2 separate regions of the Homo sapiens genome follow, and region 2 is linked to region 1. The links are chromatin contacts, found by Hi-C or POLR2A ChIA-PET in ENCODE. All regions are on one chromosome and are shown on one strand. The core of a region is the stretch at or near the end of the contact, and the rest is flanking DNA. Distances in the headings are between cores, read along the strand shown. Region 1 has its middle 39 kb from the start of RIPOR2. Region 2 overlaps LOC102724765 (a long non-coding RNA gene).

The links. Hi-C counts contacts between places; a loop is a spot of excess contacts on that map. ChIA-PET counts read pairs that join two places held with the same protein, here RNA polymerase II (POLR2A). Pooled maps may share reads with other maps.
Region 2: a pooled map shows a loop between it and region 1 (5-fold over the local background). The contact joins two enhancer-like sites. A Hi-C loop is called at or near these places in 3 of 168 maps with a recorded cell type or tissue (G401, PC-9 and astrocyte of the cerebellum) and 7 of 50 pooled maps. POLR2A ChIA-PET finds 5 or more read pairs at or near these places in 15 of 52 experiments (CD4-positive, alpha-beta T cell, CD8-positive, alpha-beta memory T cell, H1 and 11 more).

Annotation. Positions count from the first base shown.
Region 1 is chr6:24,971,599-24,978,822 of GRCh38, forward strand. It overlaps a transcript of RIPOR2 not described here and the pseudogene PPIAP29. Among named protein-coding and RNA genes, the nearest start is that of RIPOR2, 39 kb to the left of the region's middle. Within about 2 kb of position 3,118, at least 4 of the 41 ENCODE cell types and tissues checked have a DNase peak (open chromatin) inside an H3K27ac peak, as active enhancers do; they include CD4-positive, alpha-beta T cell, where a contact is called at or near this core.
Region 2 is chr6:25,022,534-25,029,589 of GRCh38, forward strand. All of the region lies in intron 1 of LOC102724765 (a long non-coding RNA gene), which reads right to left. It also overlaps a transcript of RIPOR2 not described here and the pseudogene ASS1P1. Among named protein-coding and RNA genes, the nearest start is that of RIPOR2, 90 kb to the left of the region's middle. RefSeq lists an enhancer at 4,919-5,158. Within about 2 kb of position 4,363, at least 9 of the 41 ENCODE cell types and tissues checked have a DNase peak (open chromatin) inside an H3K27ac peak, as active enhancers do; they include CD4-positive, alpha-beta T cell, where a contact is called at or near this core.

The sequences.
Region 1 (7,224 bases), core at 1,868-4,367:
GATGAAAGATCTGTTCTGACTAAATGATTTGATGACATTGAGGAGGGTTCCCCTCATTTCCTGAAGCAGCTATGAACATTTAGGGCTCTGTGTCTTGAAAACTTTGGAGCTAGATGGAACCATGAAGGCAGATCCCAACGCCGGCAGGCAGTGACTTGTTGAGCCTTGAGCACTGAACTCCAAATCCCAGGAGGAAATGAGGTCCATTACTTGATAACTTGGCTTTGAAAATCAGCAAATATAGTTATGACTTTGAGCAAGTTTAATGAGTCTTGCCAAGTGTCAAATTCTTCAACTATAAAATGAGGAGAGTAATTGTACCTACTTCATAGAGTATTTGTGCAAATCAAAATGGAATAATGAATATAGAGCTTTCGACATATTATTATTATTATCATCAATAAGGGGCAAAAAAGTGAGATTTCCATGGAGTTTATGTTGCCACTGTGTAGTGGTAGGACAGCTACACAATTATCTTTACTTGATAGAACCAAAACGTTTCTATCCTTTAATTGCCTTTACTTGATCGAACCAAATTCAGCAAGATGGCATGTAACAGGGTAAAGAAAAAAATTTATATTTGAATCTTACAAAGATATGCAGAAATATAGATATGGAATTTGTTAGCAGTCTATGGAGAAAAAAATGTAGGCAGTTTAGGTAACAGTGAAACTCAATGTAAAAGTCAACCATATGTAGTCAGCAACAACAACAAAACAGGGCTAAATGCAATCTTAACCTGCATAACTTAGAACATTTCCATTTTTCCTGCTCCTGGTCAGTTCACATCCCTCATCTCAGGACTCACACTACAGGGAACTGAGAGATTGGACCATTCAGAGGAGGCTGGTGAAGGCCCGGACAGAAACCATTACGTTAGAAGAACAGTTGCAGGCATTATGACATTTACCCTGAAGAAGAGAGGTCTCAGAGGAGGGTAATACAACAGAGGTTTTCAGATATGTGGGTAGGCTTCAGGGGTTTTATGATGTCTCAAAGGGATATTATAATGCCTCATGGAGTGAAACTAGGAGGTGGAAGCTTCAGAGAGGTAGATTTAAGCTCTATATAACAAATAACTCTCCAGGAATAAAGTTATTTGTCCAGCATTACAATGACTGCCTTGGGAGGTAATAAATTCCCTGTCACTGGATGTGTGTATAATTTGGCAGCATATGTTATGGAAGGAACTCACAGGTGGTTAAGTCTGGACAAATTTTAGAAGCTTTTTCACCCTTGAAAAATCTGTTTTACTAATAAATTATGAAATGCTGAGTAATGACTTTATTTTATGGGTGGAGACAGGGATAGAATTTCTTTATAGAAAACGTCTGTTAATGTGAATCTTGGATCTGTAGCCATGCTGGAGATGGGCTTGCTCCACTGCTGAGGGACATACGTGCATCCCAGCTCTTTTAATTATCTATGGCACAAATTTGAAAATAAAGTAATGAAAGGAGAGGAAGGAAGGAAAGAAGAGAGGGAAAAAGAAAGCATCTATTAACATATATTCATTTGATCTGAATAAACATTTCTCCAAAAAACATATTTAAATAGTCAATTAGCTGCAGAGAATAGGGAATGCTTATACACTGTTGGTGGGAATGTAAATTAGTTTTGCCACTATAGAAAGCAGTCTGAAGATTCTCAAAGAATGTAGAACAACATTCGACCCAGCAATCTCATTACTGGGTATATATCCAAAAGAACATCATCCTTCTAGGCTGGGCTTGGTGGCTTATGCCTGTAATCCCAGCACTTTGGGAGGCTGAGGCGGGTGGATCACAAGGTCAGGAGATCAAGACCATCCTGGCCAACATGGTGAAACCCCCGTTTCTACTAAAAATACAAAAAAAAATTAGATGGGTGTGGTGGCGTGCGTCTGCTACTTGGGAGGCTGAGGCAGGAGAATAGCTTGAACCTGGAAGGCAGAGATTGCAGGGAGCTGAGATCACACCACTGCACTCTAGCCTAGTGACAGAGTGAGACTGCATCTCAAAAAAAAAAAAAAAAGTCATCCTTCTACCAAAAAGACATATGCACTCACATGTTCATCACAGCACCATTCACAATAGCAAAGACATGGAATCAATCTAGGTGCCCATCAATGGTGGACTGAATAAAGAAAATATGGTATATATACACCATGGAATACAATGCAGCCACAAAAAAAGAATTAAATCATGTCCTTAGCAGCAACATGGATGCAGCTGGAGGTCATTATCCTAAGTGAATTAATGTAGGAACAGAAAACCAAATACCACATATTCTTACTTATAAGTGGGAGCTAAATCTTGGGGACACATGGACATAAAGATGGGAATGATAGACACTTGGGATGACTAGAGGACGGAGAGAAGGAGAGGGATAAGGGTTGAAAAAGTAACTACTGGGTACTATGTTCACTACCTGGGTGACCTGGGTCAATTGTACCCCAAAACTCAGCATTACACAATATACTCATGTAACAATCCTGCACATGTGCTCGTTGAGTCTAATAAGTTGTGTTGGGTGGTGGCTCATGCCTGTAATCCCAGCACTTTGGGAGGCAGAGGTGGGAGGACTGTTTGAGCCCAGGAGTTAGAGACCAGCCTGGGTAACATAGTGAGACCTCCTCTCTGCAAGGAAAAAAATAAGATTAGCTGGATGCGGTGGTGAGCACCTGTGGTCCTAGTTATTGAGGATCACTTGAGCCCAGGAGTTCCAGGCTGCAGTGAGCCGTGATCGTGCCTCTGCACTCCAGCCCTGGGTGACAGAGCAGCATCCTGTCTCAAAACCAAAAAACAAACAAACAAAAAAACCCAATTGAAATTATAAAATATGTTCAACATCATTAGTCATCAGGGAAAATGGAAATCAAAACCACAAGAGAGTATTTCACACCCAGCAGGATGGCTACAACACACTGATAATCACAAGCGTTGAGGAAGATGTGGAGAAACTGGAGCCCCTATACATTGCTGGTGGGAATGTAAAATGGTGCAGTAGCTTTGGAAAGGAGCTTCGCAGTTCCTCAAAAGGTACCATAGCACTCAGCAATTCCATTCCCAGTTATATACCCAAGAGAAATGAAGATATTTGTCCACACAAAAACATGTATGCAAATGTTTGTGGCAGCATTATTCATCATAGCCAAAAATGGAAACAACTGTTCATCAACTGATGAATAGATAAAGTGTGGTATAGTCATACAGTGCAAGATTACTTGGCAACAAAAAGTAAGAGGTATTGATACACGCTACAGCATAGATGAACCATTAAAATATTATGCTAAGTGAAAGAAGCCAGTCACAAAAAACTACATATTGTATGAGTTTATGGAAATAAAATGTAAAGAATAAGCTAATCTTCAGAGACAGAAAGTAGACTGGTGGTTGCCAGGAGCTGGGGTGAAAGGAGAAGTGGGAAGTGACTGCTAATGGGTATGGGGTTTCTTTTAATGGTAATAAAAATATTCTAAAATTGATCATGGTGATAGTAGTACAGCTCTGTGAATATACTAAAAGCCATTGAATTATACACTTTAAATTGGTGAACTGTACGGTATGTGAATTAAATCTCAATACAGCTAAAATAAATAATGAATCTCTACTTATCTTCATTTGTAAATTTCACCAAACTACTAACTTTTAATTGTAGAAGTTTAAACACAAAGAATGTAGAGATATTTACAGCATGTATAACAGAGAATGGGAAATATACTTTAATAAGGAACTCTTCCAAATCAAATAAACAAATATAAAGAAATAAGAAAAAGATGTACAGCACGGTAAAAAACTAGGCAAACGACACAATATGCAAGAGAAGTACAGATGAACAGAAAATTCAGAAAAGCATGGGATGGTGAAAAGGGGAGACATTGATTAAAGGGTACAAATATTCAGTTATCAGACCTAATGTTCAGCATTGTGACTACAGTTAATAATAATGTATTGTTAGCCAGGCCCAGTGGTGCACACCTGTAGTCCCAGCTACTCGGGAGTCTGAGGCAGGAGGATTGCTTCAACCCAGGAGTTTAAGCCCAGCCTGGGCAATATAGTGAGACTCCATCTATAAAATAATGGTAATAATAATGCATAGTATACTTGAAATTTGATAAGAGAGTAAATCTCAATTGTTCTCAGCATACAAAAAAAGTAACTATGTGAGGTGATAGATATGTAAATTAACTTGATTGTACTAATCATTTCACAATGTGTCCGTATATTGAAACATCACTTTGTACACCCTAAATATATAAATATATATAATTTTTATTTATCAATCATACCTCAGTAAAGCTGGGAAAAAACAAACTTCTAGAGATTGGTTGGTTGTATAACAACGTGAATATACTTTAGCACTATTGAACTATATACACTTAATGATGATCAACATGCTAAATTTTATGTGTATTTTGCCAGAGTTAAAAATTTTTGAAAAGAGAAAAGTGTCAAATTTATTAACACCTAAAGAAATGCTAGCGGAAAGGTTAACTGGTTCAGCCTTTTTGGATGTCATATTAGTAACATGTTAAGATAATTTTTAAAATTCATCCTTTTGGTGGAATAATTTTATATCTAGAAAATAACAAGGAAAAAGAATATGTGCAAACATACTCACTATGGCATTATTTATAATGACAAAAATTGCCGACAGCCAAATGTATGACAATAAGGAAATAGTTACATATATTAGAACGTATATATGCCTTGAAATATTGTGCAACCACTTAAATTGTGTTTTTAAAAATGACTAAATTATTCTAGAAAATATGATATTAAGAAACGAGAAAAGGCTTTGCAGACGCCGCCGCCGAGGAAAACCGTGTGCTATTAGCCATGGTCAACCCCACCATGTTCTTCGACATTGCCGTCGACGGTGAGCCCTTGGGCCGCATCTCCTTTGAGGTAAGGGGCCTGGAAACCAAGAAGTGACTGCTCATCTAATCCATAAAGCTATGTTAACAGATTGGAGCTGTTTGCAGACAAGGTCCCAAAGACAGCAGAAAATTTTCGTGCTCTGAGCACTGGAGAGAAAGGATTTGGTTATAAGGGTTCCTGCTTTCACAGAATTATTCCAGGGTTTATGTGTCAGGGTGGTGACTTCACACGCCATAATGGCACTGGTGGCAAGTCACCACTGGGAGAAATTTGAAGATGAGAACTTCATCCTAAAGCATACAGGTCCTGAAATCTTGTCCATGGCAAATGCTGGACCCAACACAAATGGTTCCCAGTTTTTCATCTGCACTGCCAAGACTGAGTGGTTGGATGGCAAGCATGTGGTCTTTGGCAAAGTGAAAGAAGGCATGAATATTGTGGAGGCCATGGAGCGCTTTGGGTCCAGGAATGGCAAGACCAGCAAGAAGATCACCATTGCTGACTGTGGACAACTCGAATAAGTTTGACTTGTGTTTTATCTTAACCACCAGATCATTCCTTCTGTAGCTCAGGAGAGCACCCCTCCACCCCATTTGCTTGCAGTATCCCAGTATCTTTGTGCTCTTGCTGCAGTTCCCTTTGGGTTCCATGTTTTCCTTGTTCCCTCCCATGCCTAGCTGGATTGCAGAGTTAAGTTTATGATTATGAAATAAAAACTAAATAACAACAACAACAAAAAGAAACGAGAAAAAACTCACTGCATATATATAGAATGACACCAATTTTGTGGCAAATAAGCCATACATATAGAAAAAAATACCAAAAATCATGGTAGGGTTACCAATGTTTTCAATTTTTTTTTTGCTTGAAACTTCTCTGAATGTCCTAAAAGGTCGACAGGACTATGTGTCCCCCCTTCCCTTTTTTTGGTATGCCTTTTAAATCATAATAAAGGTACATGTTTAATTTAAAACAGAGAAATTCAGAACACAAGCCACTTTCAACTTCATCTAAGAGCCTATTCTATCAGATACATAACAGGAAACGGAGACCAAATATTTATCTCCAATATTGAAATAAAGCATAGTAGTTCCATATTTTATTGTTCAAATATAAGAAAACTCAGGAGAATCATGTAATAAACATTTTCTAGTTTTGCTAATAATCTCGATGGAAGGAAAAGAGCCAGGTCCCGTCACTGGCCCATCAGTGATGGGAGGGTAGCTATGGTCCTGTTGAAAGGCTGCCCTGATGTTTTGTTGGTTTCTGTAAACATCTGGCTCTTGAAATCCTAATTATTCAGGATGTAAAAGTTTTGAGAATTATAGTCATCAGAATTTCCAAAAAAGTTGTAATGTTTATTGAAGGGCAGAGGAAGCTTCCCTCCCTACCTCCATGTATTCATCTAAAGCTGTGATATCAGCAAAGGATTTTGGGTGGCCAGCCTGAATGTCAGTCAAAACTCCACGGATATAGGGATAACACAAGGGCAGTCAGGGCCAGGTGTTTATATTGAAATGAGCCAAGGAAGGAAAAGCAGCATTCAGTCTGTTAAGCTGTGTGAATTGAAGCTTTCCTGCAACTGCCAGAGTGGGATTTCGATCTCTCATTAGAATAAGTAAGAATAAGTAAGAAAACCTTTTAAAGTGAGAACTGCTTTAAAAACTACTGTATTGCTCAAATATGAATCTAGTGTGAGTGAGTCTTTTTCATTCTACGGGCTTTGTTTTTCAGGCCAGCTTATTGGAGTTGCAGAAATATTTTTGTTAAGCTGAAGGTCGCCACTGGCACGGTTTTAGGCATATCCCTTCACTTCACTGAGCCTGAATGTCCCCGTTTCCAATGTGAGAGTGCTTTCAAGTTTTAAAATTATAGAATTCACTGAAACAAGCATGTTTATTCACTCCTCTCTGTGCCGCCATACTGCTCGCATGAGTATATAAATATATATCACTTTAAGTAACTACTTTAGGATCAGGGTCTTATTTATACCAAAGGTCTTTGCATGTAAAAGCCAGTTGGCTCAACCAAATGGCCAAGAAAAGATGTCCCCTTCTCTCCCTAACCTCCATGTATCTTCTCATACCAGATGGTACAATCTCTGAAATTCCATCTTCAGAGGGTTATTATTTAGGGTTAAGTTTGATCCTTTTTTTGGTCACTAATGCTTCATGGTGAATGGAGGTTGGGAATATTGCTCTGCGATAAGACTGCCTAGGTTTGAATCCTAAATTCTACTTAGTTGTGAGGCCTTCGGCAGGATATTTAATCAATCTATCCTTTAGTGTCCTCATTCATAAAATGGGAATAATTTTTGTTCCACTGTCATAGGGCTGTTATAAGATTTAAATAGATGAAACAT
Region 2 (7,056 bases), core at 3,113-5,612, 52 kb after region 1:
TTTTTTTTTTTTTTTTTTTTTTTTTTTTTTTTTTTAGACAGGTTCTTGTTCTGTCACCCAGGCTGGAGTGGGTTGTGTTCATGGCTCACTGCAGCCTCAAACTCCTGGGCTCAAACTATCCTCCCACCTCAGCCTCCTGAGTAGCTAGACTACAGGTGTGTGCCACCACCCCAGCTAATTTTTTGATTGTTTTGTAGAGATAGAGTCCCACTATGTTGTCCAGGCTGGTCTTGAACTCATGGGCTCAAGCAGTCCTCTCCCCACCATCTCCCAAAGTTTTGGGATTACAAACATGATGGTGCAACCATGGCTAGCCCAAAATAATATTTATAAGGTTTAGGGATTTATTTACTAATTGTCAAAGACAGGTGAAGACAGGAAAAAGAGAAAATGCAAATAGAGTATGCATTAATTTCAGAAATGTGAATGTCACTGCCCAGTAGACTCGTTTTCAGAGCAGTCAATTTTTTTTTTTACTAGTGTATCTTTTAATTGTCATTTAATAGCTACCCACCACAGCTGCCCCCCACCCTTCCCTTTAATGACGACGTTTGCAGGCTTCAGGGGACCAGGGAACAAAGCTGGGGCCTGGTAGCCCCACTACGCTGCCAGCCGGGAAGAACAAGTCACAATTACAAATTATCACAACAATTAGCGCCTGTACTTGGGGGATCTGCAAATTGAGGAGGCTCCAGCTCCTCATTGTACAGGGGTCTATTTGGCAGTGACCTTGCTCTGCAGACGATGATATTCCTATTCCTTCAGCCTGAGGGAATTGATGTTGATGAACCCGGTGGCATCAATTGGCTCATAATCACCCTACACGTTCATGCTCACCGGCTCCTCGTTGTAGGGAGAGAGTGGGGACTCCCAGCCAAGGATGTACACCCGGCCCTTGAGGACGGACACCTGCGCTTTCCCTCCCACTTGCCCCTAGGACTTGGCGATGCAGTGGCGGACAAATTCACACTCAGGGCTATGCCAGAAAGCGGTGTACACCAGCTCAGCAAATTTCAAGCCCAGGCCTTGTTTGATTTTGCACACCTCCCAGTCCATGGTGAAGGCCTTGATGTCTAAATGAGTGTGGTAAAGGATGGTGCCTGCTGGGGTCTCATAGATACCTCGGGACTTCATTCCAGTGAAGCGGTTCTCCACGATGTCAGTACAGCCCACACCGTGTTTGTCCGCGACTTCGTTCAGGTACATGAAGAACTCCAAGGAGGTCGGGTGGGTGGAGCCATCGTTGACGTTGGTCACCTTCACGGGGACCCCTTTTTTAACTCGATCTCGAGGATGTCAGGGGTGTTGGGGGCTTTGACCGGTTCCTAGGTCTTCGTGTAGAGACCTGGAGGCACTTGGTTCTTGGGGTTCTCCAGGATTCCAGCCTCGTAGCTGATGTGCATGAGGTTCTCGTCCATGTTCCACGGGTTCTTGGGAGTGACCGGGATAGGAATCCCGTGCTGCTTTGCGTATTCCATCAGGTCATTACGGCCCTTGAACCGGTTGTAGAACTCGGGCATCCTCCAGGGAGCAGTGCCCTTTATCTGGGGGACCAGCGAGTACCAGGTGAGCTCAAACCGGACCTGATATTCCCCTTACCGGTGGCGCCGCGGGACACCCCCTCCTGCTGGGCGATTTCCACTTGTTTGCTGGCAATGCAGGGCCTGGCGAGAAAGGTGCCCAGGAGGTAGCGGTCCTCATACAGTGTGCTGGACTGGATGGCCGGCCAGATGAACTCTTCCACAAACTCCCTGATGACATCCTCAATGAACACCTTTTTGGCCCCAAGTTTCAGTGCCTTCTTCCTGGCTTCCTCGAAGTCTTCCTTCTGGCCAGTGTTGGCCAGGTAGGCAATGACATCATAGCCTTGTTCCTTCACCCACACGAGGATGCAGGAGGTGTCCAGGCCGCCACCATAGGCCAGAACTCTCATGGAGCCTTTGCTGGACATAGTGTCTGGGATTGGAGGCGCGAGTTCCCAGCGTCTGGAATCTGTCTTCAGGGTGCAGTGAACCACTCGGGCTCAGGCAGCAGTGGCAGGCGACAGAACAAGAGCAGTCAGATTTTTTAACCATTGTTAAAGGTTTCCAGTTCTGTGCCCTTCTGGAAGCAGTGTGGCCCCAGACTGACAACTGACCCTCAAAGAGGAAGGAAAGCCCTCACCTTGCTCCCCGACAATACTGCAGTGCTGTTTCTCCTAACTTGTAACTGATGCTTCCCTACTCTGTCCTTGGAGCTGGTGAGTATCGGACTTAGCTGAAGCTGATAATCATTTCTAGATTTTGCCAATGCTTTGCCTTCAGTTTCCTCTTTATGCCTGTTTTAATCCATTAATATCCTTCTCACCATGGGTTTTCTTTGATGACTTGGAAAGCTATTTTCTCTGTTTCTAGTTATTTATTGAAAATTGAAGTTGCCATCCTTTCAGCTCCACAACATTCTCTGAAGCCAAATTTGTGACTTCAGGTTGGATGTCGATGGGTGAGTAATCAGACATGTGGGGCCATGCCCAGTTTAACTTCAAATATTCACACTAAATGGAGGGAAGAAGAGTCAAGAAAAAAAGAGAGGACAGAGTTTGATATGTAGCGGTCTCTTTATTCATTTAATGGTAACAGGAAGCCCTCTCTGTCTCACGCCTGCTCCCACCCACAGGTCCTGGTGTACATGTGGGTGGTGGGAGTTCTAAAAATTTGATCTAAGATATAGTCAAGGGGGGAAAAAGGTAATTTAGAAGCTTCTATTTATTTAGCTTTAGGATTCTTCCACACAAATTCTAATAAGTGTCTGTGGTGTTACGGTTTCTGCTATTTGGAGATAGTACTTTGGATTTCTATAGAAACTCTCTGTTGAATAACAGTGCTCTGGAAGCCCAGAGCTAGGGGAATGCTGGGTGCGTGACGAGGCTTTTTTAGGGTTAGAAGTGTAAAAGCAATAGGACCTTTAAAAAAAAATGACAGTGACAGATAAAGAAGTTTACCCTCACCCCCTCCCAGCACTATTTGTGCCTTAAAAAGAGAAAAACAAAAGTTCTTTTTAATTTAAAGTGAATTTCTAAGGAGAAAAAAATTTAATTGTTTTTAGAATATAACTGATTAAAACGAAAACTGAATGTTGAACTTGAGAAAACCATACAAATTAAAGAAAATGCACATAAGGTTTAAAAGAAAAACTTCCTGTGATATGATGACTATGCATATTCAACACAACTTTGGAAAACATTGTTTTTTCACTTTAAGGAGCAATCTTTCCCTTCACTTAGTGCTCTAGTGAGCAATTGTTCAGGAAGAGTAAGAGGGTGGGTTTTCTTAGAGGTCAAGAATCAGAGCTGTAGGAGACTGAATTATGGGCTTGACTGGAAGACTGTGATACATTGATGAGCTTCTTCACGACTCCAAGGGATGATTTGTTTGTGCTTTGATACATGGTATTTCAAAACCAAATTGTACGTGTATTCACCAACAAAAGAAACTGAAGAAATTGCATGAGATTAAAAGTTACAAAGATTGTTGTTTTTTTTTTTTGTTTCTGAGTCACAAGCAAGTCATTTTTGAAAGCACTGTGCTCAGCAAGACAGGTTTATAAATGAATGCTACTCACAGGTGGAAACTAGAATGAACAAAACCACTAAAAGCTACATAAAAGGTTTCTTATTTTTCTGTACTGCATGATTAATTAGAGCCATTGGGTGAAAAAGAGAGGAAAATTGCTTCTCTTTGTTGTATTTAGCTGTTAGGTAGTTTTTATTAGATATTTATATAGGTATACCTTTTGTCACGTGTATAAATGAGAGCCAAGTTCATTATTTGAGGTCTCACTGATTGGGATTTATGATAAGTCACATAGAGATGGTTTTAAGTTTACCTCTGCTTAGCAAATGAAAAATAAAGGACTGCGAAGGGCGGATTGAAAAGATGAACCTTCTAAAGCATTTTGGAAGCTCAATATGCAAACAACCAAGACACTAATTAGAAATGCTTCCTGTTTATCCTTAAAGACAAGAAGCCTGAGAATTTCTAGAAGGCAATACTTTGTTACCCTGAGCAGCTGTACATTTTTCTTTTTCTGTATATTTTAAGAGAAAAGAGTTTTATGTGTACTTATAAAGAAATCATTTATATGAATTTCAGAATAAGAGTCCTGCAATTTCTTTGAATTTATGACCATTCATTGTCAAACGGAGATTACGGTGGTCTAAAATTCAAGACCATGACAACTTTAAAGGAGGTAAACAGAGGAAAATCTTGGGACATATGGCAGGAATGCCTCTGAAAGGAAGTTGGCAGGAGCTAAGAGGCTGAGGCCTGGGGGAAATAAATAATAACTCAAGTGCCCTCCAGTGGAGAGGAGGCTGAGAAGAGGCCACTCTGCCATGCTCCACAGGCCCTAGACCACTCCCGGGCTCCTCAGGTGTGAGTCTGTGCTGATTTGCTGACATCACCTCACAAGCCTCACAAGTCCTGACACAGCAAGGCCAAAAGAAACCACTCAGGCAAACGGCACATTCTGGGATCTACAAGTCTCCTATAAGTAGCTGTTCCAATTTCCAAATATTAAAACAAAAAAGCAAGCTCATTAAGAACTTGCTGATGCATTCTATTTTTAAAATAATAATAAAAAATAATTTAGGTGATACTGCATAGCTCACAAAATATTTCCACGTGCATTATCTTACTTAATGCAAACGACAATCGCGTAGGGGTGGATTCGATTCACCTAGCTTTGCTTACAAGACGGCCCAAGCATCGAGAAGCGAAGAAAAGCACTTAGCACACAGGACTGCACAGCCACCCAGCCCTCTGCGGGTTCCCAGGGGGAGGCGCTCGAGGGTGAAGTACAAACCCATCCCCAGGCTGCGAAAGAAAAGTCTACGAGCTGGCCTCTGTGGGAGGGTCAGGGCCCAGGGTATAAACATAGACATGCTGTGCAGCGGTTTCTGTTTCTTTCACGCACGGCACAGAAGGAAAAGCGTTTGGGGTTCAGCTCTGCCAGGAAATAAATACATAACCGGCCTCGTGGTGGCCATGCTGCAGGTGGCACACTCCGAGCAGGCCCCTTGGGGGATGAGAGGGGCATCTTCTGCTAAGCATGGGAACAGCCTTGGGCGCCCCCAGTGCTGGGGAGAAAGAGGGCCCCCCTCCCCTCGTGTGAGTCACCAAATCCCTGAGCGACTTAGGTGCTCCTGCCCCACCCTCTTCTCTACCTCAGCCCAGCCTCTCAAACACCTTGATCCGCAGACGCCCCCAGGTTGGTAAACCGACTGAACAAGAGGGAAGAGGCAAGTTCCGTGGGTCAGGGCATCACCGAACAGGAATCCCCGGAGACACGCCCAGGAGCCGAGGAGGGCAGAGGTGCTCCAGTCGGGCCGCTGAGCCATCCTTCTTGGCTGGGCTCTGAGAAGAAAGGGGAGTGGGCACTGTCCGCTGGAAGTGAGCTGGCTGCCTATGACCCCTAACAGCTCTAAGCCCGAGGGTTCTGCGTGTTCAGATTTCTTTCTGAGTGGCCCCTACCACCCTCGTCCTGCATAAAAAAGTATTCAGGGACTCAAGCTAGGCATTCTGTAGAGATTTGAACATTCGGTTAATTTTCCTTCACTGTATTCTCAGATACCTGGACATCTAGCACAGCGCAGGAAGATGCAGTTTCCAGTAGATTTCCAAATATCTCCTTAGCTGCCCTCAGACATCGCCAGCCCTTGTTCTGCCTCTAGGAGACTCCCAGAGCTGTGTGCATTTCAACCGGGCCCATGTTTTGAGATTTGGGGATAGGTGGTAGGGTGCATTTTCTGAATAGAGAGGGTGGCCACTGGAAGAACCATAAAATTAGGAGTTGATTGATTTGAGCTTGAGTCCTAGTTCCAGCAGTGAAAACCCGCTCTGGACTTGTACACATGTGTCTGAATGTTGGCTCTGTTCTGCCACACTGTGGCCTGTGACTTTTAATAAGTCCTTTAACTTCTCTGAGCCTCAGCCTCCTCATTTGCAAAATGGATACAATTACCAACCTCATAGGGTTGGACTGAGGATTAAGTGAAATAATGCCCAATAGGGGAGCTGGCACAATGCCTGATACTAATACTACCCCAAATAAATGACAGATGTACTGTCTTACTCCTTTCTCTCTGAGCTTCAGTTTCCACATAAGAAAAAAATTGGGGGGCAGGGATAGTACAGATCCTTCTAGCTCCTCAGGGTAGTTGTGAGTCTCCAATGAGATAATGCATGTGAAATCACTTCCACCACTAAGAATGTGAAGTTTTAATCAATTTTATCAGGTTGACACATTAGGGCCCTTCATCTGGTCCACACCAGGGTGGGAAAGTATGGGGAATAGTGGATCTGATTTGATGTGGGATGAGGTAAGGAAAGGCCCTGAGAATGGAGCTCTGTCTAGGACTGAGAGAAGGCACCATTGTTCAGTACAACTGGAGGCAGCAGAGTGCTGGGAGAGGGTGCCCTCAAAGAAATGACGAGGGCCGGGTATGGTGGCTCACGCCTGTAATCCTAGCAATTTGGGAGGCCGAGGCAGGTGGATCATGAATTCAAGAGATCGAGACCATCCTGGCCAACATGGTGAAACCCCGTCTCTACTAAAAACACAAAAAATTAGCCGGGCATGGTGGCGCGCATCTGTAGTCCCAAGTACTCGGGAGGCTGAGGCAAGAGAATGGCTTGAACTCGGGAGGTGGAGGTTGCAGTGAGCCGAGATCGCGACACTGCACTCCAGCCTGGCGACAGAGCAAGACTCCATCCCAGCTACTTGGGAGGCTAAGGCAGGAGAATGGCGTGAACCCGGGAGGCGGAGCTTGCTGCAGTGAGCCGAGATCGCGCCGCTGCACTCCAACCTGGACGACAGAGCGAGACTCCGTCTCAAAAAAGAAAAAAAAAAAAAAAAAAAAAAGAAGAAGAAGTAATGAAAAAAGGGGTGGATAGGAAACCAAGAACAAACTCTGGCCTGGACACAAAGGAATGTTCATGTATTGACTGTACCGAGAGAGTGAGTGGTCTGACTGATGCCTCACAGATGAGCAGGGGCAAGACCAGGAAGCAAGTCCCA